5 separate regions of the Homo sapiens genome follow, and all the other regions are linked to region 2. Evidence: read pairs that join two places in POLR2A ChIA-PET (ENCODE). Cell type or tissue: OCI-LY7. All regions are shown on one strand.

Region 1 (5,000 bases), 180 kb after region 2:
CATAATGAAAACGCTGTAAGAGGGAAAGGGATGAGGCATTCAAATAATAATTTTAAAGATGAGGATATCAGGTTACAAGGGTCACACAGGACAAGCTTCATGGAGGAGATGAGACTTCAGGTGACTGATGGATTTGCACTGATTAGGAAAGAGGGAGAAAGAAATTCCTGAAGGCGGACAAATTTTTCCTTGGTAGATATGTGCCCAGCTTTTGTAGTAAGAGCAGGGCAGGATTACCACCTCATTCCTTGCTGAGGATAGAAACTGCATATAAACTGCATTAATTGGTAGCTCATATAAAATTGTACATGAAACAGCAGAAAATCCAACAACATAAACAGGCTATTATTAACACAATTTTTTTTTTTTAAAAGGCTACTAGATTTTTCTCCAGGCTGTAGAACCTGCCAGACTGTAGTACAGTGGCAGGCAACTTACATCCCTTGGAAAAGTTACTTTTGTGTGATCATCTAAACTAACAATTTTAAAGAATGTTTTATACAAAATATGGGATAATTATTGGTCTGAGACAGAAATAAGACTTTCTGAACATCTTTCTTTGGCCTGCTAGATGTCAAAATGCAGTAAAATTTCCTATTGTAGGAGAATTTTAGTTAATAAAAGTAATTTTATTCCAATGTCTGATTTACACAGTACAAAAGTGTACTAATAACCGTCAGAAATTTTTAAAGCTACAATACCCTTCTGAAGCCACCCTAATAATTGCTTATTAAAACACTTTCTGTTAAAATGTTAAAGTTATTGATTTTTTTTAAATTTCAGCAATACAAAGATGTAGCTTTCAATTCATGTTCAAACATAAAATAACTGAATTGAAAAACAATTTCACTTTCATTGAAATCAAGTCAATGGCTCATTATTCAAAAGCATATGTTCATCAATACAAATAAACTTTCATTTCTATTTGAGGTTAAAATCCTAAAATAGCCCCAAAGTTGCACCACAATTCAGCTGCTATGGAAAGCTAAGTAGTGCTTCCCATGACTAAATGGATTAATTCTTTAGCCCAAACACAATTACTGTTCTCCACACTGTTCCATTGAACATCTAAATAAGCATCCCAAAGCTTATTTCATTCAAAGAAAAGATCCAGACTAAAGAATAATCCCAATGTATGAAGTTTACATTTTGTGTAAAGTTTTTTTAAAAAGGGAAAAATCTATAAGTGGTAATCAGGAAAAGACATGAGTCATTGTAGACAGGTGTTGGGGATGACATCTATCGACTAATAGATATCTTTGTTGAAGGACTGCCGTACAGATTCCAGTAGATGTCTTTTTCTCAAACCAATTTTTCTGACTTAGTTATTGAATCTAGACTTTTCCATAGGTGACACACACATTAACAGCAAAAAGAATAACTCTTCAAGAAATAGCCAATTACATGGAAAGATATTTCTTCTGGTCCTTTTCTTGCTTTAAAATTTTTCAACTTCAACCATGTATGAAAAGTGCTGTCTTACAATCATGTTTACTGAACATTTTATTCTTCCATATATTTCTACATTTCAAAAATCTCCTGTAATACACACCTGATCTAAAGAAGAAAATATGGAGAGGTCAGGGAATAGGAATGAGGGCAATGAGCTATACTGAAATAATTCAATATGGCTCAAAGGGTAAAATGAAAGAAAAATAATAGTTACTAATTTCAGATCAGGATTCTCTGACAATAACAAGTTATCTGATTATGAGATGGGCTGCCTTATTAACACTTGCTGTTACTGAGATGTTTACAAAGAAACTAGGTAACCATGTCCACTATGTTGGAGAAAAAATTCCTATATGAGAGAAACTGGACTACATAACCCTATAGACTTTCTTCTGACTCTTAATACTGGTCATTCAATTTCCACTCCTTTTTAACTAAAGTTCTGAAATGGTAGCTCTTTTTCCACCTGTTTAATGCCCCTTGGGAGACCACTACTGTCAAATTATCATTGCAACATTAGTTGCTAGAAAGAGAATTTTTAGCTCTTTATAACACTTTTGCATTTAACTAAAGGATTATTTGCTGTTAGGCGGTTTTCTACAGCTCTGCCCCCAAAGGACTTTCACAAACAATGCAAATGCATTTTCACAAGATGGAGCAATTTAGCTTTGGTCTTTTAATGAAGGCTGAATTAATGGCAAGGCTTCCTTGCATTGTTGTAAACTAGACTGCTACAAAGAGCAGGTGAAATGGTTTTCTTCCTTTGGGCAGAAATGAAAATAAACTGTAAAATTCCTACCCAGTTTTGATTCATGTTTGCGTTCATTAACAGAGGGTTAAACAGCCTGAACCTTACCTTTAGCAACTGCAGGTATAATCGGATTAATTTAAATGGTTATTAATGCCCTTTGGAATTCTAATTAGCCAGGGGGACAGCTGATGCAGACAGCCTTCGGGGGTGGGGATTAGTCTCTCAATCAGAGTTCAAACTCTCAGAGCAGCACCCCTACATAAATCCTATCCACCATTTTAGTGGGGTGGGAGTAGGGGACATGGAGAGTAGGGGTGAAGAATCTAAAATAAAGAAATACAGTGTAAAAAACAAAAAGTACAAAAAGGTAAGAAATATAAAAGAGAAAGGAGAAAAAATATGACAAAAAATGTTCAATATACTTTCAAAACAATATACTGGTGATTAAAAAGAAGAGAAACCTAATGCACTTCAAATAAGTACAACAAACAAAAAGAAACTTCCTAGAAAATGGTTATTAGATCTTTGGCCTAGAATCTTATGACAAATTAGAAAAGACATAAAACTAAGGTAAAATTACTTTTTCCATAGGCAAAAATTTAATTATCCTGCTTCTCTGAGGCAGCAAAAGTTGCAATAGCTTCAAGTGCCCAAAATGTTTTACTAAATTTGCACATTTAGTTGCACCCATAAAAGGTGTACCCTGAAACGGGACAGTTTCCTTGTGTGGGTTCTAATGCATGTATTCTTTTTTTTTTTTTTTGAGACGGAGTTTTGCTCTTGATGCCCAGGCTGGAGTGCAATGGCGCGATCTCGGCTCACCGCAACCTCCGCCTCCCGGGTTCAAGCAATTCTCCCACCTCAGCCACCCAAGTAGCTGGGATTACAGGCAAGCACCACCACGCCCAGCTAATTTGGTATTTTTTTTTAGTAGAGACAGGGTTTTTCCATGTTGGTCAGGCTGGTCTCGAACTCCTGACTTCAGGTGATCCACCCGCCTCAGCCTCCCAAAGTGCTGGGATTTACAGGCGTGAGCCACCGTGCCCAGCCTAATGCATGTATTCTTAAACAACATGAAGCATAAAACAAAGAATATGGGGAAACCCATACATTAGAGTTACAATTGTTTCTTACGTTTTAACATTTTTGTTGATTTCCAAATATACCAGGAGTTCCAATTCCAAGTAAGATGGAATAAGCACACACTACCTTGTCTTTTCCACTGAATCCAGAAAACCTGGATGATGCATAAAGCAGCTAGTTAAGGCAGACTGGGGAATAAAATAAGAATTCATATTAATATCAAACAGATGATTTAGTATTTTTCCCCCTTTAGTATCTCCTGCCCTAGACTCAAAGCAGCTGAAATCTGGAAGCAGGCACTCAGGGATAGACAAAGAGAACTCCAGGAGAAGCCTCTAGTTCTAGCTTGAGGAGCAGGAACAGAATCTCCTAATACTTAGATAGAATGAAGAAAATTCCCTAGGCATTTTTTTTATTCTTTTCAACATCCTCCATACCCAGCCCCTGAGCAAACAAGATGGTGGTGGAAGCAGTGACAGCAGCAGCAGTGGGGTCTGCAGAAGTCTAAAACTCTGAGGGAACAAACCTTCATCATCAAGAGGGTAGCAAGAATTCTTTTTGCTTATTTTTTTCTCTGTCTTCTTGCTACTTGGCCCCAGTATGGGCACAGCTGCAAGAAATGTGCAGCAGAAGAGAGTAACTAAAGCAAGCTCCAGCTCTGTAGCTGGAAGTATAAAGAGGGGAGGATTAGGCAACCAAAAAGTACCAGAGAGATTATGAAGAAGGAGAAGCATAGGAAAGTGGCCCCATGAAGTTTGTGCTCACCCTTCCAAACTATGCCTGCATAAGGTTGATCCTAAAATAACATACCACAGACTCTGAGAGCTAAACTATGGAGTAGACAACTACTCAGTTCCCAGACAGTCCAATGTTTGGCACACACACTGGACAGTTCTGAGTAAGACTGCAAAGGTTTTGTAAAGGAAACTGGCATTGGAACTACAGCCTACAGAAGGCTGTTTAGAACTTTCAACCTGAATGAACCCAACCAAATTGCCTATTAAAAAAAAAAATCAGCTGGGCGTGGTGGCTCATGCCTGTAATCCCAGCACTTTGGGAGGCCAAGGCAGGCAGATCACCTGAGGTCAGGAGTTCGAGACCAGCCTGGTCAACATGGTGAAACCGCGTCTCTACTAAAAATAGAAAAAATTAGCTGGGTGTGGTAGTGTGCACCTGTAATCCTAGCTACTTGGGAGACTGACGCAGGAGAATCGCTTGAGCCCAGGAAGCAGAGGTTGCAGTGAGCCGAGACCACGCTGTTGCACTCCAGCCTGGGCAACAAGTGCAAAACTCAGTCTCAGCGGGGGAAAAGAATTCAACATTCATCACAGCATTAAACCAAGACAAAAGGTCTCAAAATATGACACTTAAATTGTCCAGGATACAGCCCAAAATAATTTGACAAATGAAGAATCAGGAAAACCTCAATGAGAAAAAAACAACAGATGCCAACACTGAAATAATGCAGATGATGGATTTATCTGACCAAGACTTTAAAGCCACTATTATAAAAATGTTCCAACAAGGGCAAACACTCTTGGATGAACAAAGATGGAAAGCCACCTCAAAAAATAGAAGATATAAAGAAAAATCAAATGCAAAATTTAGAAACTGAAAAATATAATAACCAAAATGAAAATCTCATTAGACAGGCTAGATAGCTGACAGATTTATAGAAAATATTAAATCTGAGAGATGGGAAAAAAATGAAGAA
Region 2 (5,000 bases):
TGGGCAACGTAGCAAGACCCCATTTCTTCCTTTCCTCCCTTTTTCTTTCTTTTCTTTTCTTTTTTTTTTTTTTTGACAGAGCTTCACTCTTATCGCCCAGGCAGGAGTGCAGTGGTGTGATCTCAGCTCACTGCAACCTCCGCCTCCTGGGTTCAAGCAATTCTTCTGTCTCGGGCTCCCGAGCAGCTGGGATTACAGGCACCTGCCACCATGCCCGGTTAATTTTTTGTATTTTTAGTAGAGACAGGGTTTTGCCATGTTGGGTATGCTGGTCTCGAACTCCTGACCTCAGGTGATCTGCCCACCTCAGCCTCCCAAAGTGCTGGGATTACACGTGTGAGCCACCGCACCCGGCCTCAAGGCTCCATTTCTAAACACACGCACTCACAAAACAAAACGAAACAAAACCCAAGGGGAAACCAGATCAGCTAAGAACCCCTAAGCTGCCCTAGGTTCCAAGCCTCAACTCATGACCTTGTCCTGATATCCCCTCACTCTATCCCAGGACACTGTGTCTACCTACCTATGTATTTTACCTTCTCTCCTACACACACACACACACACACACACACACACACACACCCACATCCACAGAGTCTTGAGCTCTCCAGCTTGTGCCTTGGTTTACCCATCAATATTCTCACGTACAGTGACTTGGGACCTCAACCACATCATCTAGACTGTGGTACATCATATCTTCTCCCTTGTGCCCCAAGCTGGCATGGCTACCCGACCCCGCTTTGAGATCATCGACAGCACAGACCACCCTTGGTCAGCCATGCTGGGATCATTCCTGGAATCAGACAACTTCATCTGCAGTTGGGTGTCCCTGTCTCTGTCCTATCCATCTCCTCTCCCACCACAACCATGTTCCGACCCTGACCAGTGCTCTCAGCCTGGATGACTCCTCCACTGGCCTGCCTATGAGCCTTTGAACAAGCCTGTCTGAGATGCTTTTCCCCCCATTCATTCTGCTTTCATCTAAGAGCCACTTCCTTAGGGGAAGCCTGCCCAGATTCCACTCTTCCAACCCAAGTCAGAACTGAGCCGCCTGCCCCACCCCTAACCAGTCCCACAGACCCTGTACCAGCCCCAGCTGAATGCCATGGCCATCTGTGTACATACTAACTTCCAGCTCTTTTACACTGCCTTTTAAAACACTTAAAAAAAACTGACATTAACCTACATAAAGTACAATTACAACTCAATACATTTTTCTATATTTATACATCCTTGTATGGGTTTAGGATGCAGATGGGTAGGTCAAGGCACCAACTGTGAAGCTAAAGACTCTCTGTGGGTGTCCCCATATGTGTTGGAGAGGCAGGACTACCTATAGGTAACCTAGACATTGGGGGCAAAGAAAGTAGACACATACTCAAGTGTCCTGGTATGGGGTTAGGAGGTCTCAGGACGAGGGTCTTGATCTCCTAGATGAAGACACAGAACGTTTTCCGCACCCCAGAAGGTTCCCTTGTACCCCGTTCTGGTCTCCCCAAGGGAACTGCTATCCTGACTACTAACAGCACAGATTTAGTTTTGGCTGTTTTGAATTTTAGGGAAATGGAATCTTTTGTGTCTGACTTCTTTTCCCTGCAGCTCAATGTTTGTAAGATTCTTCCATGTTGTTGCAGGTGGTGTGGGATTCTGTTTTGTGAATACCTCAGAACTTACCTACCCATCCGCTTACTGAAGGGCATTTTCAATGCGTTTTTGCGTAGGTGAGAGATCATGCTGAAAGTGCAACTTTAAAAATCTTTTTTTTTTTTTTTTTTTTTTGAGATGAACTCTCATTCTATTGCCCAGGCTGGAGTGCAGTGGTGTGATCTTGGCTCACTGCAACCTCCACCTCCTGGGTTCAAGTGATTCTCCCACCTCAGCCTCCTGAGTAGCTGGGATTACAGGTGCCCACCACCACGCCCGGCTAATTTTTGTGTTTTTAATAGAGACGGGGTTTCACCATGTTGATCAGGCTGGTCTCGAACTCCTGACCTCAGGTGATCTGTCCACCTCAGTCTCCCAAAGTGCTGGGATTACAGGCATGAGCCACTGCGCCAGGCCTTCTATTGAGATTTTTTTAAGTCGGCCGGGCAAGGCGGCTCATGCCTATAATCCCAGCACTTTTGAGGCCGAGGTGGGTGGATCACCTTAGGTCAGGGGTTCAACACCAGCCTGGCCAAATGGTGAAAGCCTAGCCAAATGGTGAAACCCCGTCTATACTAAAAAAAAAAAAAAAAATTAGCTGGGCATGGTGGCACATGCCTGTAATCCCAGCTGAGGCATGAGAATGACTTGAACAGGAAGACAGAGGTTGCAGTGAGCCAAGATTGTGCCACTGCACTCCAGCCTGGATGATGGGAGTGAGACTGTCTCAAAAAAAAACAAACAAAAAAACAAAAAAAAAGACCTTGTTAGAAGACAAGGGAAGAGGCTAAAAAAATCTTGATAACTTAATGGCTTCTTCATGCTCTATTGAACTGACTGCTATCATTTACTTCTCCATTCTCTCATTGTCAAACATTTCCACTATCCATAATTATCAGGAATATTCTGTGAACATCTTAGTGGATCAGTATTTAAGGGGATCCTCATTAGTTGTTAGGGAAGAGTCCGAGAAGTGGCTGAAGAAGTAACCTTGTGAGAAGACTCTTTAGACATAAGACCAAAGTGCTGAAATGAAGCTTGCATTGGTTTGCAAGGGCTGCTACACCAAACTAACACTGAGTGACGTCATCCACAGATGTCTAAGACCAAAGCATCGGCAGGGTTGCTTTCCGCTGAGGCCTCCTCCTTGGCTTGCAGGTGGCTGCCCTCTGGCTGCCTCTTCATGTGGTCCCTGTGCACCCCTGGGTCTCTTTGTGTGTTCCGGTCTCCTCTTCTTATGTATTAAGAACACCTGTCAGATTGGACTGAGGCTCTCCATAGTGACCTCACGTTAACTTAATCACCCCTCTATAGGGCCAGCCTCAAATACAGTCACATTCTGAGGTACTGGGATTTAGTACTTCAACATATGAATTTTGGGGGAACATAATTTAGCCCATAACAGAACTCCTTCCTCAGAGGTTGGAAATGTCCCTTGGTGTCACCAGGCTTGGGTGTAGCCCTCTCGGTTCCTTCCAAAGCTGAGCTGTATTTTGGTGTGAAGACCTCTCTCTTTCAGCTTCACCCGTTTTCCTTTATCAGTTTCTCATCACTTCACTGTCAATCAATCCAGAAACTCTTAACCTTGGAAGCACATTGGAATCACGTGAGTGCTTAAGAGATAATTGTGGTGTCTGTGTCCCCATCCAACAGATTCCGATGCCATTGGTCTGGGGGTGCAGGCTGGGCACAGGAGACTTTAAATCTCAGGTGGGCCGGGCGCGGTGGCTCACGCCTGTAATCCCAGCACTTTGGGAAGCCGAGGTGGGTGGATCACGAGGTCAGGAGATCCAGACCATCCTGGCTAACGTGGCGAAACCCTGTCTCCACTAAAAATACAAAAAACTAGCCAGGAGTGGTGGCAGGCACCTGTAGTCCCAGCTACTTGTGAGGCTGAGGCAGGAGAATGGCATGAACCCAGGAGGCGGAGCTTGCAGTGAGCTGAGATCATGCCACTGCACTCCAACCTGGGCGACAGAGAGACTCCGTCTCAAAAAAAAAAAAAAAAAATCTCCTCAGGTGGTTCCAGTGGTTCCGAAGCAAACACCTCCAGTCTTTGATCTCTCTGTTCCTTGCCTTTTGTAAAGCATGAGACAGGGCACAGTGGCTGTTTAATTACTGTCTTCCAATATTCATTAAAGCTTCATATTCCAAAGCCTGTTCTTAACTCCTCTAAAGTTCATTTCAAAGCTTGGTGGTAATTTGGCTCTTTTGTTAAAATTAAGTCCTTAAAGTAAAAATTAAAAGACAAAATGGAAAACCACTGGGCATAGAAAATCCACCCTGGGTTTAATAGAACATCTTAAGTTGTGGACTAGAGTGAGACTCTTGCTGCTCAGTGCAGGCGGTGGGGGAGCTTGCTATACATTGTGCTCCTTGAGGCTTAGGTTCTGTGGAAGCTTTTACAAGAAGAGGATAAAAGCTAATTTTCATGAGAGCCCTGCTTCTGTGGTGGGGTGATTAGGAAACTATTGTGTTGAGTTTGGGCTCCTCCAAGTTAGCTCCCCAATTCTCAATGTTTGAAACAAAGCTTTAGAGTATTCTCCCCATGGGTGAATCTTACAGACTCACTGAGCTAAGGAAGTCAGAGACAAGAGTACCCACTGGATGATTCCATTTATATGAAGCTCAAGAATAGGTGAGGCACTCCTGTGTCCTTGCACGTGCTGCTCCTCCTGCTTGAGATGACCTTCCCAATCTTGCTCACCTGGAAAGTTGACTGTCCTTCATATCACAGCAGAAAGGCTGTTTCTCTACCTCTAGGATGGCCTCAGTCACATCCTTCACTTGTCACTATTCGTTTTGTTTTTTGGGACAAGGTCTTGCTCTGTCACCCAGGCTAGAGTGCAGTGGCATGAGTATGGCTCACTGCAGCCCTGACCTTCCAGGCTCAAGATGTCCTCCTACCTCAGCCTCTTGAGTAGCTGGGACTACAGGTATGGGCCACCATGCGTGCTTTTTTGTTTGTTTTTTAATAGATGGGGTCTATGTTGCCCTGGCTGATCTCCAACTCCTGGGCTCAAGTGATCCTCCCACCTTGGCCTCTCAAAGTGCTGGGATTACAGACGTGAACCACTGTGCCCAGCCTAGTGTTTGCTTATGTGTGTGTGTTTGCTATTAGGCACTGTGGTGCTTTCTTGGGGGAGCTACTGTCTCTGTATTTGCAGTGTCTGGCACAGTGCCAGGCACTGAGTAGGGCCCAAAACAAGAGATTTGTCACTGAATTGTGTTTATTCCTTTTTTTCTTTTATTTAAAAAAACTGAGACGGGGGTTTCACTATGTTGCCCAGGCTGGTCTTGAACTCCGGGGTTCAAACAATCCTCCCACCTCAGCCTTCCAAAGTGCTGGGATTATA
Region 3 (5,000 bases), 200 kb before region 2:
CTATTCTTGAGTTACCTGTCATGGGTTTTGTTTGAAATGTCTGCTAATTTCTCTCATTACCCTCTTTTAGTTTAGTGATTATTAGTTTCCCACTCGTCTAAAATGTTTGATACTGTATACATAAAGGAATGTACACAAAGAGACATTTGATTAAGATTTTGTCTATTTCAGTTTAGATGTTTAACATGTGTGTCTCATTTCACAAGTTGGGTTTACATTCACTCTTGTCTTTCCTTATTTTTTTCTAAGTAGACTCCCAAGTCCTCTCTAATGTCCTTATTAGTGAGAATTCCAGTGTCTCCTTCTCCAGCCTCTCTGGGGGCTTATACATTCCAATGGGGTCAGTCTTACTGTCACTCTCCAGAGGAGAGAGAACTGCATTGTCTGAGCAGTCCACACACATTGTCATTCCTGACACAGCTATATGGCATAACTGTTGAAGAGCTGTCCTACACAGTCCACGGATGTGTGATCACTGCTGCTCAATGCCCTTATTGGACCAAATCTCTGCCAGCATGATTCCATGCTTGGTTTTCCAAGGTTAGAGCTTGTTTCATTTATGCTTGCGTGCTCAGCCATTCTCCCCAAAGCACCTCACTCTGGGCTTTTGTTGAGCTTTTCACCAGGCTGGGTTCCCCTGGTGTCCTGGAGAGTTCTCTTTTAGGGCATTTGGGGCCCTTCCTGCTAGCAACCTTGGTCATGGTCATCTAGACCACCCAAGAGATGTCTCTGTTTTCAAACTTCTTATCAGAGTTTGTGGGCTCAGTCCCTTCTCTTCTTAACCTTAACCCAAATCCCTTTGGCAAATTGGTTCCACATACTCTCCAGGGTTCTGCCTACCGATGATTCTCAGGAATGACAGCCTTCAACAAGATAGCTACCCCAGGACTTTGGGTGCCTACTCACCTTACTTTTCCATATGTAAAGAGGGGTCGTCAGGTCACCCTGAGCCACACAGATTTAGGCATTCTGGAAAATTTACTTGGCATGTACCCTGTTAGGGATTTTGCAGGCAAGGTTTTAATTTAAAAATAAAGGATTTTAGTTTTCTCAATTTTTCTAAGAAACAATAATCAGTATATTTATTTCATTTATTTGTTTTAAACTTTTTGAATATGAAATACAGCAAATATGCATGGTAAAAAACACAATATATAGTTTAGCAAATAACTCTAAAGGAAATACACACGTAATCACCAACATGTCAAGAACTGGAACATTGCCAATACTCAGTACCTGCTTCCAAATCATAATTTCCTCCCCTAGAAGAAATCATCTTGTGATAATCATTTTTTTGCTTTTCTTTGTAATTATATCACCTATGTATATATCCCTAAACAATATAGTTTTAAGTTTTTTAATTTCATACATATAGAATCATACTTTTGCATTTTGTGTTTTGCTTCTTTTGCTCAACTTGTTTGTGAGATGCATCCACGTGGCGGCCTCACTTATTTTCGTTGCCAACAGTGTTTCATGGTATGGCTGTGTCACAATAGATGTATTCATCCTGTGGTTGATGGATACTTGAGTTGCTTATAGTTTCTGACTGCCAAGTACATCCTTAGATATTTTCTGATGTATTTGAACAAGTTTCTTTAGGTTATATATGTTAGAGTACAATTGCTTTACTAGATAGTGTCGAACAGTTTACTTTCCTACCAGGAGTATATGAGAGTTCCAGTTGCTTCATATCCTGGCAAATAGTTGCTTTTATTGGTTTTAATATTTTAACTATTTTCATGTGTGTGTCTTGATATTTCTTGTGGTTTTAACTTGCTCTCCTTGGTTACTCTTGAGGTTGAGCACTTTTTTCTTTTTTCTTTTTTTTGGAAACAGGGTCTTGCTTTGTCACCCAGGCTGGATTGCAGTGGCGTGATCATGGCTTACTGTAGCCTCAACCTCCTAGGCTCAAGAGATCTCTCCCACCTCAGCCCCCTGAGCAGCTGGGACAGCCAGATAATTATTTTATTTTTTTTTGTAGAGACCAGGTCTTGCCATATTTTCCAGGCTGGTCTCAAACTCCTGGACTCAAACTATTCTCCCATGTCAGCCTCCCCAAGTGCTGGGATTACAGGTGTGAGCTACCATGCCCAGCCCTTGAGCAGTTTTTTGTTGGTTAATTGGATTGCCTCTTTTGTGAACTGTCTATTCATGTCTCTTGCCATTTTTAAATTTTTTAAATTGATTTTTCAATAAGGAAATATATATATATATATATATATATATATATATATGGCTCTCTTTTCACCCTCTTAAATGGTGATATCTTCGATCCCATTCTGTAGAAGCAGGGCATAAAATAGAGATTCTTGTTCAAGTGAGACTGTGGGAGAAGCCCTCAGGAAGAGGAGTATGAGGAAAGCTGGATTGGGGGAGGAGAGGCACAGCCTGGTGAGGGGGCAGTTGCAGTTTTCTGGAGAAAGGGACATCTGTGAGTTGTTCTCAGCTGACACCACATCTCAGTGACAGGTGTGCTAACCAGTAAAGATGATCTGGATGGAACCAGTAGTATTCTCCACAGTCCACTTCTTGTACCATACAGATAGGCTTGCTTCTTATATTAAGTTCACTGTATCCAGGTACAGCTTCTCCAGGATTCTGGTTAGTCACAAATCCTGGGAAAACTTATAAGAGGAAGATTAGTGAGACAAATTACAACCCTTGCTGCTGCAGTTGGTCCAGAAATCTAACAAATACCCATATCATCCTCTTCCACCATCCATTTTAGTTTCCCCTTCTTTGTCCCTTGAATGTATGATAGAACTTGGTGATGAAGCCACCTGGGCTCGCAGGTGTGTTTTCTTTGCAATCTTATTTTTGACCACAGACTCAATGTCTTTAATGGTTCTAGGGTGATTTTGTTTTTATAATTTCTTAACTAAGTAATATTTTCCTAGGAGTTTATCCCTTCATATTTACTTATATAAAGTTGTTTATAATTTTTTTTTTTTTTTTTGAGACGGAGTCTTGCCCTGTCGCCAGGCTGGACTGCAGTGGCGCAATCTCAGCTCACTGCAACCTCCGCCTTCCGGTTTCAAGCGATTCTCCTGCCTCAGCCTCCTGAGTAGCTGGGACTACAGGCACGTGCCACCACGCCCAGCTAATTTTTTGTATTTTTAGTAGAGACGGAGTTTCACCACGTTGGTCTGGATGGTCTCCATCTCTTGACCTCGTGATTCACCTGCCTCAGCCTCCCAAAGTGCTGGGATTACAGGCGTGAGCCACCGCACCTGGCCGTTTATAATATTTTCTTATCATTTGGTGTACAGCATCTATAGAGATATCCCCTCTTTCATTCTGATTTCATTTTAATGCTTTTTTTTCCTTCTTCTTTGGTTTTAGTAGAGGTTCTTTTCAGAGAACCTGCTCTTATCATCAGTGATAGTCTTCATAATAAATTTGTTTTCTGTTTCATAAGTTCTGCTCTGTTCTTTATTTTTCTCTTCTATTTTCCTTGGATTTATTTTGTTCTTTTTCTGACTTCTTGAAATTGATGTTTAGTTTCATTAATTTTTATCTTTTTGATTCTCTCTATTTAAGGTTATACATTTTTTTCCAAATTCTGTTTCAGCAGGAGTTCACAAGTTTTGATATGTGGTATCTCTGTTGTTTATTTCTTTTCTTTTTTTTTTCCGAGACAGACTTTCACTCTTGTTGCCCAGGCTGGAGTGCAATGGCACAATCTCGGCTCACTGCAACCTCCACCTCCCGGGTTCAAGGGATTATCCTGCCTCCTCAGCCTCCCAAGTAGCTGGGATTGCATGCATGCGCCACCATGCCCAGCTAATGTTTTTGTATTTTAGTAGAGACAGGGTTTTACCATGTTGCTCAGGCGGGTCTCGAACTCCTTACCTCAGGTGTTCCACCTGCCTTGGCCTCCCAAAATGCTGGGATACAGGCATGAGCCACTGCGCCCAGCCTTCTTTGTTGTTTATTTCTAAAAATATTCTAATTTCCATTGTAATTCTTTTTCTTTAACCAATAGATATTATATTCGAGAAATGTGTTTTGTAATATCCAAACATACTAACATTTTCTAATTATCCTTTATTTATGACTAATTATGACTGTGGTCAGTGAGCTTGTTCTGTTTTTGGTTGGTTGGTTTGTTTGTTTTTGAGACAGTCTCACTGTCTCCCACATTGGAGTACAGTGGTGTGATCATAGCTAACTGCAGCCTTGAACTCCTGGCTCAAGCAATCCTCCTGCTTCAGTCTCCCCAGGTAGCTGGAAGGACTACAGGTGTGAGCCACTGTGCTCGAAGCTGTATAATTTTAATCCTTTGAAATTTCTTGATACTTCTGTTAGAGCTCTGTTTATGGTCAGTTTTTATAAATGTTCCATGTGTGTTTGAAAGTAAAATGTATTCTACAGTTATTGGATTCAATGTCCAATGAAATGCCATTAGATCAAGTTTGTTAATGGTGTTCAAATCTTCTTTATCCTTACTGGGTGTTTTTTTTTTTCCTATGAATTATAGAGGGATGTGTTTAAATATCCAAGTATAATTATGAATTTGTCTACTTCATCTTTTAATTTTTTTTTTTTTTTTTGCTTTATATCTGTAAGGCCGTATTATCAGGTGCATATACAAATATAAAGTTGTTTTATCTTCTTAATTCTTAATTCTTAATTCACTTTTTATCATTATGAAGCTGCCTTTTTTGTTTCTAATAATTTTTTTTTTTGCCTTATACTTTACCTGATAGTGTAATCTTTTTAAAAATCTACACAAGGTATTTTTTTTCCATTAGTTGCATCTTTTCTGTAACTGTGTTTTAGGTAAGTCTCTTATGAATAGCATATAATTGGGTTTTGGTTTTTTAAACCCTGGGAAAACTTATAAGGAAGTTTTAAAGTCAGGGAAAACCCTGACTTTCTCTGTCTTTTAATTAGAACATTTAGTCCATTTTCATTAATAGCACCACTGATGTATTTTTGTTTAGGTCTGCCTTATTTTATGCTCTCAATCTGTTTGTCCTGACAGTTCTCCATTT
Region 4 (5,000 bases), 130 kb after region 2:
AACTATAGCAGAACAATAATTTGGAGAGATACCTTTCAAGATCTTGACATAAGACCATGACATTGACAAAAAAGCCAGATATTTGTTTTCTACTTGATTTTTTTAAATTAAAAAGGAAACATAGTTGAGGACAGGAAAGATTGCTGAAAAAAATGAGAAATGAAATAAAAATATAAATAAATCATAATTATACTTGTTTCATTAGAAAGGTTGCTTGGCTTACTGAACACATTAAATTGACATTTGAGTTTATATAAAGGTGGAAACCAATTCCAAAATACTACAAACAATCATTTTTGTAACTCATCATGCCTAGACTGAGAGAACTTCAATTTGAAGAAACTAGTTTCACAGGATGAAGTCCTTTTAATAAAAAGAACACATTTTAAAACTTCCAAGTAGATGGAGGCTTGTCAATACCATCCACTTCTGTAAAGTAATCAGAACCCACCAATAGGTCAGCTGATCAAAATTACCACCTTTAATAAAACCATCACTTTACAAAGTAACTCATAAGCTTTCCTGCCCTGATATCAGGCCAGCTAATAAATGAAAGATCTGCCTGGCTCAATCAACAAAGCAATTAAATAATGCAACCTCATAATATACCTTGAAACATTAATGAAAAAAATAAGTAAAAACCAACAAGCTAAGGAACTCTATTCTGAGCTACTTAAAAGTCTAAAGTAAAACTTGACTGTACCTTATTCAAGGAATGGCCAATAAGCCTAGAAAAGTCAAGTGAGAGAGAGAGAAGAGAGGCCAGGCGTGGTGGCTCACGCCTGTAATCCTAGTACTTCAGGAGGCAGAGGCAGACGGATCACCTGAGGTCAAGAGTTCGAGATCAGTCTGGACAACATGGTGAAACCTCGCCTCTACTAAAAATACAAAAATTAGCTGGGTGTGGTGGCAGGCATCTGTAATCCCAGCTACTTGGGAGGCTGAGGCAGGAAAATTGCTTGAATCCAGGAGGCGGAGGTTGCAGTGCGCTGAGATTGCACCACTGCTCTCCAATCTGGACAACAGAGCAAAAACTCCATCTCAAAAAAAAAAAAAAAAAAGAGAGAGAAAGAGAGAGATTGATTCCTAGTACACATGAGACTTTCTGTGATAAAACTAGGGAAACCCTGGACAAACTGGGACAAGGTGATCATCCCAGGAGAGAGGCCACATATATGGAGAAAACTATTCATGTGCTAAACACTGTGCTAGATTTTTTCACAGAACTTAATTCACTTAGTCTTCACAACAACCCTATGAGGAAAGAATTTTTTAAATGAGGAAGTCTTGCTAACTATGAGGATAAGTGATCTTTACAAGGCTGGACTATTAGAAGAACAGGAATCAGAATCTGACTGCTTATCTTCAAAGCTCATGTTTCTATCACAATACCATGCTGCCTTTCTACGAGTTAGGCAGGAAGAGCGGTGGAGCCATCATTTTCCTTCAGCACAAAATTTGGCAAACCCAGAAGGACCATACTCTACACATCTCTGACTATGTTGTATTCCAGGAGACCTACAGAGAAACAAAGCAGTGCTTGATTGATCATATAAATTATGGTGGAATCTGAATTGATAAGAGTGTTGAACACTTTAGAAAATCTATGTACTGGCTGGGCGCGGTGGCTCATGCCTGTAATCCCAGCATTTTGGGAGGCCGAGGAGGGCAGATCAAGAGGTCAACAGATTGAGACCACCCTGGCCAACATGGTGAACCCCATCTCTACTAAAGATACAAAAATTAGCTGGGTGTGGTGGCACGCACCCGTAGTCCCAGCTACTTGGGAGGCTGAGGCAGGAGAATTGCTTGAACCCAGGATGCGGAGGTTGCAGTGGACTCCAGCGTGGCGACAGGGCAAGACGCTGTCTAAACAACAACAAATAAAAAAAAAAAAAAAAAAAAGGAAGAAGAAGAAAATATAAGTACAAAACATGCTGCTGGGAACAATTCTTTATTGCTGGATTTCCTGGCTTTATGGGGCTGGGAATTGGCTCTTACAGAGAACGAGGTAAAAACTATGTTTGATAAAGAGAATAGGATCAAGTGTTGAGAATAAGAACTGTGTTCCAGAGCAGGATTCAGATATTCAGATACGGCACTGGAGAACATGACCATTCTCCCTTCTGAGGTTCTCCAACATACCCAGTAATTCCCACTACCAAGATATTGTCACAACAATAAATGGGACCATAGACTCACATCAACAAAAGCCCATTTTAAGAAGCAAAAATTGGGTTGATGTAACCATCTCCCCACCTCTCCCACATTTCCCTTTTCTAAGGGAAAGGGACAATATTCAAGTTTATGGGAAGACAATGTTCTATAACAAAGAAACCAAAGAAGATATGAGATATCCACAAGTAACTAAAATATTAATAACAAAGTTACATGTGACATCTGCATTGAGACTATGACAGATTGTTCTAAGAATTTTACATCATTACTTGTTAGAGTAAGTAGGGAAAGCTTTACAAAAATAGTTATCAGTTGGGCTGGCTTTGAAGGCTGGTGGAATTTAGTTCTGGCAGTCTGATATGAGACAAAGCATTCCAGCTACAGATAGATGAGCAATGGCAAAAGCAGTAAAATCAGGAAAGTATTCAGTATATGGCTATCATCTAGCACTCATAATAAGTTTTTACTTGAATTATGACATGCTTATCAATTTCATCATGGTGTCTTCAGGGATTCACATGAAGGCACCTAACAGGTTTCAGCTATAGGCAGTAGGTATCCAAAACAGGCCTTTTCACTGCCTTTCACTGAACATTCTTTCTAAGAGCTTCTAAGTACTTAGAAGGGTTGGGCAACCAGAGATCCCTGGCTCCCAAACAATGTTATTGGGTAGGAAATCTGGATTAACTGAAGTTGTAGAGTCTAAAAGAGTATAAAAGAACATTTGGTTTAACTTCCCAGATAATACAGGAACCACTACTACTGAAACGCTCCAGGCAGGAAATTAAAATAACTGCAATAACATCATTTTAATTTACCATTTTAAATTACTTTAATTCTTAAACAGATTGCACATCTAGAAGCAGGGTGGTATAATAGGAAAAGTTCTAGCTCTGAAACAAACTGACTTTACCTTCTGAACCTGTTTGTTCAAAAATAAAATTAGGTTAATACCTGTTCTGACTACCTCCTCTGAGAACTGTAAGGGTTGTATGAGAAAATATGTCAAAGTATGTAAATATTAAAGCATTATACAAATGTATTCTACTATCATTTATGCTGGCTTATATATAAAACACTAAAAATAATTTTTAACACATTCATACCTAGATAAAAGAGTTGAAAAACAACTTTTTTTTTGTTTTCTAATAAATAGGAATAAATAGGCAATACTCTTCAGGTTTGTGACTTGTCTTGGTGTCAAGTGAAGAGATGATGAAAATATATCCTTGATTTCCAGCTTTATTATTATTATTATTATTATTTTTACTTTTACTTTTTTTGAGACAGGGTCTCACTTTGTCTTCCAGGCTAGAACACAGTGGTGCAATCATGGCTCACTGCAGCCTTGACTTCCCGGGCTTAGCAGAGAACTACTTAGTTGGGACTATAGGCACATGCCACCATGCCCAGCTAATTGTTTTTATTTTTTATTTTTCTAGAGATGGGGTCTCCCTGTGTTGCCCAGGCTGGTTTCAAACTCCTGGGCTAATGCAATTCTCCTACCTTGGCCCTTCCCAAAGTGCTGAAATTAAAGGTGTGAGCCACTACACCCAACTTCCAACTTCATTTCTTATCAAAACTGGACCAATGGCTTTGAAGCCTTAATGTCCTTAACTGCTATACTGAAAATAATTTTCAGAAACAGTACAACATTCTGGTACTGATACCACATCACCTAGAACAGAGTTACAGATGGGGTATTCAAGTTTTAAATAAACAATACATTTGAAAAATGGTGTAATTCCTGTCTAAGAACACTTAAATGCAGTAAGGTCACTGATCTCTCATTGAAATGGTTTTTTGCTCATTTCTCTCTCTACCCAGGTCCCTCTTCAAAGTTTTATTTTGTCACTCAACAGTGAGCAACAAGAGACTTCAGGAAAGTTACTTGATATCACTACATTTTTAAACTGGAAACAGCAATAAAAATACCTACCTCTCCTTCACAAAGCTGTGAAGTGAGGTGTGAAAGGCTAAGTGACAGAATATAAAAATCCACAAAGTACATTTATGTCCACTTATATACGTTATCTAAAAAATTTGAACTCACAGAAGTAGAGAATAAAATGGTGGTTACCAGGAGTTTGGTGGAGAGGGGGTTGGGGAGGTATCTGTCAAAGATAACAAAATTTCAGTTAGATAGGAAGAATAAGTTAAAGATATCTGTTGTACAACATGGTGAGTACAGTTAACGATACACTGTATTCTTAAAAATTGCTAAGAGAGTAGGTTTTAAGTGTTCTCATCACAAAAAACAGGTATGTGAGGTAATACATATGGTAATCATCTCAATTTAGCCATTTCACAATATATACAGTCGTCCCACAGTATCCAGAGGTTCCAAGGTTCCAAGATGCCTCAGCTACCAAAATCTATGGATGCTCCTGCAATCAGTCCTGTAGAACCCATCGATACAAAAAGTTGACTTGCAAATATATTTTCCACCCATGGTTAGTTGAATCTGTAGATACCGAGAGCCAACTGCACATATTTCAAAACATCATGTTGTACATGTTAAATACGTACAACTTTTAATATGTCAATTTAGAAAAGGGGAAAAAATACATGATTCTTTTTCCTGCCCCAAATGATGGTCCACACTGGCCCAGAGTTTACTACACCAGTTTTATAGCAATGTGTTTAGTAAATGCACTCTTCATTATAGTTTATAATATCCTATACTGGTATAGTACATTAAATATTTCACAATGCATTCACATTTGAAACATAATGAATTAGGTAACAAAATCATTATCATACGCTGATGCTAAAGATGGAGAGCCCTGAAGACCCTTGTGGACTCCTGTGGGTTCAGTTAA
Region 5 (5,000 bases), 360 kb after region 2:
TTGTCCAGGAGGCTAAGATGCTCTGGAGCAAAGGAGTTGCCCTCTCCCCAACTCATACATGGAATCTCACACAGGGAGAGAAAGAACCAGAGAAACACCCTGGGAGTCATGCACAGGATCTTCCTGGCAGCCACACAGCTCCCTTTCCTTTCCAGTCTGATCCAAGACACATGGAAGGGCGCTCTCAGAGCTTTAAAAATAAATGTATGGAAGAAAGTTTTCTGTTGTAGATGATGAAATTTCAACTCCATTTAAACCCAAAGAGTCAGGGATGAAGTTCAGAGATGAACAGAAATGATGGTTCTCTAAACTCTGCAGAGAAAAGAGAAGGGAGCAGCCTGAAAACTTGGACAGTTTCCATTTCTCCAAATCACACCCTACCATCATCAGTGCAGAGCTTGTGTGGGCGTAGGAGACCCTCACTCCTGGCAGAATGAGGTGGTCGGTCAGACTAGAATGAGAGCCTCTTGTCCTGATAGTGGATCCTTCTGTGATGATTCAAATGCACAGATCGCTGTGGGAGTGCATGTGTTCACATTTTGAGTCCTGCTATTTTGTAAATTGTTAGCCTGTTTTTCTTCTCTTGGCAAACCTTGACAGAGGCCCTGACATCATGCATGGTACAGGGGAGATAGAGGAGAATCAGGCACACAGTTTCTTGGTCTGTTCCAGAGGGGCTCTTTGTCCAGGGTGGGGTTCTGACATGCACTTAGAAGCCTGATGCACCTGGACAAAATTGCTGAGGGGATAGCAATGATGATGGTAGGTTTTGGGGAGGAGGGGATAACTCCTGTTCTTTTTATGGATTATAAGAGGCTCCATTGTGTTTTATGAGCCCCTTACTTCTGGCTCTTTGCGGGATTTCCACGACACAAAACAACATGACAGGCAGCTGGCCTGCTCTGCAGAGGAACATCAGCCAAACCCCTGGTCAGGCTTTGGGGACCCACAGGTTTCCCAACGTAGAGTACACATATAATTGGGGGTTCGCAAGATAACCTTAGGTAGTCCATGGGGGTCACAAAATCTAATGCCTTACATGGGGCCAGGCAGATAAGGTAATGAGGGAAGCAGGCCAGGCAAAAGACGATGGGGAGAGGTTGGGTCCCTGGCAAGCTAGGCAGCACAAGTCCGATTAAAGGGGCAGTGCTTCTTAGCTCCAGCCGAATGCTGCCAGGACCATGGGTCTGGTGTTTGCCAGATTTTTTGCATTCTTCAAGAGAAGGCAGAAGCTGGGGCTTGTGTAGATGTATGCATGGATATTTCTGTATGTGAAATCTCTATATTTAAATTAATTTTTTTTTTATGTAGAGATGGGGGTCTCCCTATGTTGCCCAGGCTGGTATCGAACTCCTGGGCTCAAGCAATCCTCCTACCTCAGCCTCCCAAAGTGCTGGAATTACAGGTGTGAGCCATCACACCTAGCTTAATCTATATATTTTTTTAACAGAGGCAACTAATTTCAATTAAAAATGCCTTGCAGGATGAGCATAACTTATTTACAGAGCATCGGTTTACATCCTCTATAATGCAAAGATGCAAGGGTGCACATTGTTTTCTAATACATTTATTTTAATGTATGTTAGAAAAACGTAAGTAACACACCAAACCAGTGAGTTTGTGAACTCCCCCTCAACACTCCCACCTACCCACTTACAGTAGGGAACTACAATTGCCTTATAAAATAAATTTATTTAAGTCAAAATTGAAGTGATGTGAAAGAAATGTATGAGGCAAATAGAGCAGTGGTTACAGATGTGGCAAAGACTGTGAAGGGGCATGGGATGTGTGGTCAAGAGAGATCACGGGCCCGCTGATGTTTTCTGCCTGGACCTGTGCTGTGGGGAATTTCTAACTGCTGTCTGTAGGGCCATGGCTAGCCTCAGGGGCGTCCTGAGTGTCCAGTCCAAAGCCATGGCCAGGCAGGCCATGCCTCTAAGGTGCTTTCATGTCTGTGGTCTCCTATAGTCCTTAAGGCTTGACTCTATCCTGTGGCAGTTGTAGCAACAGAGGCCAAGATGGAGAGTGCAGAGGAACAGTGACTTGGAGATAGACATGGGGGTAGAACCCAGGTTTCCCAACGGTAAAAGGAGGGCTAGTTTCTTTCCACCACTGCCCTGTAGGACTCTGCGAGTGACAGAACTGAGGATCTGTGAGATGAGAGACAAGAGGGAGGACAAGTATTTTCTTCTGCATTTCAGATCCTCGCGGGCTGCCCGTTCTGCTGCCTGGCTGCCTGCCCTCTCTCATCCTTAGCCTTCTCCAGTGCTCTTCACTGGGGGCTCCTTTTTGGGAGTATTCTCTGGCTCCTTCCTGCTCTCTTCAGTGACAGCTCACTAAGTGTAGGACAATCTCATGCGGCTGCCTTCCTCACCCCTAAACCCCCAAAGCCAGAGCCATCCCAGCATACAGTTTTATTTTTCAGATGAAGGCAAAGCTCCCACTGCATTCAGATGAATGCAGCTTCTAAATGCCTGCCTTGCAAATGACACTGTGTAAGAGGGTCCACATCTCTCCCAGCCCTTGCCTCCCTTGGAGGCAACTTTTCACCCTTTCTGATTTCAAACAGCTGGGGAGGGAGTGATGGCTGGATTTGTGGCTATTCTTATAGCCACAGGGGCATCTCCACGGTTCACCCCTAGGAGTATGTGACTTCCTGTTACCTTCCAGGGGACCAGCCTAGGAAACCATGACTGACAAGGGGTTAAGCATCACTGAACTAGTTCTGTTAGGCTTGTGGGGGATTTCCTGGGACACAGATCACCTTGTTCATTTGACTTCTTATGGACAAACGTGCTGGGAGGCTGCACAACCTGCAGGGATCGCTGGATCCAGTCTGAGTGTCCATTGGAGGTGGCCATCCCAAAGCTGACCCAAACGGTGGGTTGAATGGGGTCTTCCTTCTTCTATTCCAGCACCGTGGCCAAGGGGTGGGGAGTACAAGTGGCACTCCCAGCTTAGAGGGGCAGCTCTATTTAGTACCAACTGGTTGGGTCATGTGAGAACGTGAGGCCAGTATTGTTGGGTGTTCTGATTTTTCAAGAGAAGCTAGAATTCAGATATTTATGAAAAATCTCCCAACTTAAAAATATTAGCAACTAAGTCAAATAAAAACAAATATACTGTGCAGGCTAACAAAACTTGTCCCGGGCTGGAGGTGGCCCTGGGGAAGATGTTTTGTTAGTTCTGCTCTTAATTCTAATTTTGGTAGCAGGCCTTCTGAGATTGTTTATCCATTTCCTCTTTCTTTTTTTTTTTTTTTTTTTGTTTTTTTGAGACAGGGTCTCACTCTGTCACCCAGGCTGGAGTGCAGAGGCACAATCATGGTTCACTGCAACCTTGATCTCCCAGGCTCGGGTGATCTTCCCACCTCAGCTTCCCAAGTAGCTAGGACTACAGGTGCCACCACCATGCCTGGCTAATTTTTTGCATTTTTTGTAGAGATAGGGTTTCATCGTGTTGCCCAGGGTGGTCTCGAACTCCTGGACTCAAGTGATCCACTCACATCGACCTCTATCTGTGTCCTCTTTCTTCTCCACAACAGTCACAGGCCTGGGTGCCACCTGTGGGGCCCCTTGCAGCTTGGCACAGTTGGACCCCTGGGTTTTGAATTCTCGGCATAGCTGATGGCCCAAGCTTCTTACTGCACTGATGGCAGTTTGATCAGTGCCATAGATGTGGGTGTTTCTTCAGCCTTATCTTCCTGTTTCCTTTTTCAAGGCACCATGATTTTCTCTTTCACTGTAATTTTGTGAGGACTGGTGGTGGGGCGGGGGGCGTGGGATGATGGTGAGAAGCCTAGCCTTTCAAAGAAGGAAGAGTGATGTTTCCATGGGATCCTTAAATGCCACAAAGTCCCTCAGAGTTTTAAACCTCAAATTCTAAGTGGGTTTGAAATCCAAATAGCTTTTATGCCTCACATAGGAAGTATTTAGCAGAGGGACCGCGCTTCCTTTGAATGTGGCTTAAAGTAAAGTGCTGGGGCATGGGGGCTGGGAGTCTGGGCTGACTCGCTGTGCAATTCTGGGCAAGTCATTTGAGCATCTTGGGTTTTAGTTTCCTTATTCATAGGAAGAGTTTGATGCTGAGCTCCTTTCTCTGTTGGAACGTCTAGTGTGCTCTGCAGTACGGCAGCCAGGGTCCTGCTCACGCTCAGCAGGTAAGGGACGGGCAATTTGGTGTGACTGCCAACTCAGCCCAACTGTCCCTGGCTTAGAAAAGGTCCTGAGTGTGTTCTTATTGGATGAGTCTTGACAGCCTGTCATATTTAAAATTTAAAATTTGTTTAGAGTTGTTATGATTCAATTACAGTCTTGTTCTTCCCACTACAGTTTCTTCTCAGTGTAAGCTGATGCTCTTTGTTTTTACTTGGTGACTGCTAAAGGCAGATGAGCAAAATCTCTCACCCCTGGGGGCAGCTTCAGAGGCTTGCCTATAACTCTGAGATCCCCCTTTATAAAGGACAACCCTGATGCATTCTTAAAACAGTGTGAGAGTGGCTACCTTCCCCTCCCCAGCTTCCAAGGGGGCCACTTGTGCTTTATTATTATTATTATTTTTAATTTTTATGGGTGCATAGTAGGCATATATATATATATTTATGAGTACATGAGATATTTTGGTACAGGTATGCAATGAGTAATAACCCACCATGAAAAATGGGGTATGCATCCCCTCAAACATTTATTCTTTGTGTTACAAACAACCCAATTACACTCTTTTAGTTATTTTTAAATGTACAGTTAAATTATTACTAACTATAGTATCCTCATTGTGCTATCAAATACTAGGTCTTATTCATTCTTTCTATTTTTTTGCACCCATTGAGCATCTTTACTCCCCCACCGCCCTCGCCTTGTGCTTTTTAAAGCAAATGTGAAAAATATGAATATTTTAAGACGGAAGCTAGTCATTAATCTTTACAAAGACACCACTGAAAATAACATCTTACATTTAAGGAGCACCTAGTATGTAGCTACCACTGTTTTAAGTAATTCATT

What was found. ChIA-PET counts read pairs that join two places held together with the same protein. Peaks named below come from ENCODE experiments on the same cell type or tissue, not always from the same donor. Only the 100,000 strongest peaks of a DNase experiment are listed, where the experiment ranks them.
Region 1: POLR2A ChIA-PET joins it to region 2 with 11 read pairs; 4 of 35 experiments call an interaction of 5 or more read pairs at or near these places.
Region 3: POLR2A ChIA-PET joins it to region 2 with 10 read pairs; 4 of 35 experiments call an interaction of 5 or more read pairs at or near these places.
Region 4: POLR2A ChIA-PET joins it to region 2 with 12 read pairs; 2 of 35 experiments call an interaction of 5 or more read pairs at or near these places.
Region 5: POLR2A ChIA-PET joins it to region 2 with 10 read pairs; 3 of 35 experiments call an interaction of 5 or more read pairs at or near these places.

The regions. Positions count from the first base shown.
Region 1 is chr9:37,188,989-37,193,988 of GRCh38, reverse strand. All of the region lies in intron 2 of ZCCHC7 (zinc finger CCHC-type containing 7), which reads right to left. Among named protein-coding and RNA genes, the nearest start is that of ZCCHC7, 71 kb to the right of the region's middle. RefSeq lists an enhancer at 3,950-4,169. In OCI-LY7, CTCF peaks have their summits at 1,904 and 2,110; DNase peaks (open chromatin) are centred at 2,108, 3,944, 4,188 and 4,518; H3K4me3 peaks cover 2,607 bases; H3K27ac peaks cover 5,000 bases.
Region 2 is chr9:37,372,858-37,377,857 of GRCh38, reverse strand. The region is part of intron 1 of LOC124902153 (a long non-coding RNA gene); the gene reads right to left. Among named protein-coding and RNA genes, the nearest start is that of LINC01627, 19 kb to the left of the region's middle. RefSeq lists enhancers at 871-1,170, 2,797-2,906. In OCI-LY7, a CTCF peak has its summit at 2,825; DNase peaks (open chromatin) are centred at 2,777 and 3,995; H3K4me3 peaks cover 1,130 bases; H3K27ac peaks cover 4,856 bases.
Region 3 is chr9:37,568,952-37,573,951 of GRCh38, reverse strand. The region is part of intron 1 of FBXO10 (F-box protein 10); the gene reads left to right. Among named protein-coding and RNA genes, the nearest start is that of FBXO10, 4.9 kb to the left of the region's middle. In OCI-LY7, no CTCF peak of the experiment used is centred here; no DNase peak of the experiment used is centred here.
Region 4 is chr9:37,246,362-37,251,361 of GRCh38, reverse strand. The region is part of intron 2 of ZCCHC7 (zinc finger CCHC-type containing 7); the gene reads right to left. Among named protein-coding and RNA genes, the nearest start is that of ZCCHC7, 130 kb to the right of the region's middle. RefSeq lists enhancers at 1-146, 1-152. In OCI-LY7, no CTCF peak of the experiment used is centred here; no DNase peak of the experiment used is centred here.
Region 5 is chr9:37,009,395-37,014,394 of GRCh38, reverse strand. The region is part of intron 3 of PAX5 (paired box 5); the gene reads left to right. Among named protein-coding and RNA genes, the nearest start is that of PAX5, 22 kb to the left of the region's middle. RefSeq lists an enhancer at 2,750-2,819. In OCI-LY7, no CTCF peak of the experiment used is centred here; DNase peaks (open chromatin) are centred at 2,664, 3,192 and 3,648; H3K4me3 peaks cover 1,631 bases; H3K27ac peaks cover 3,102 bases.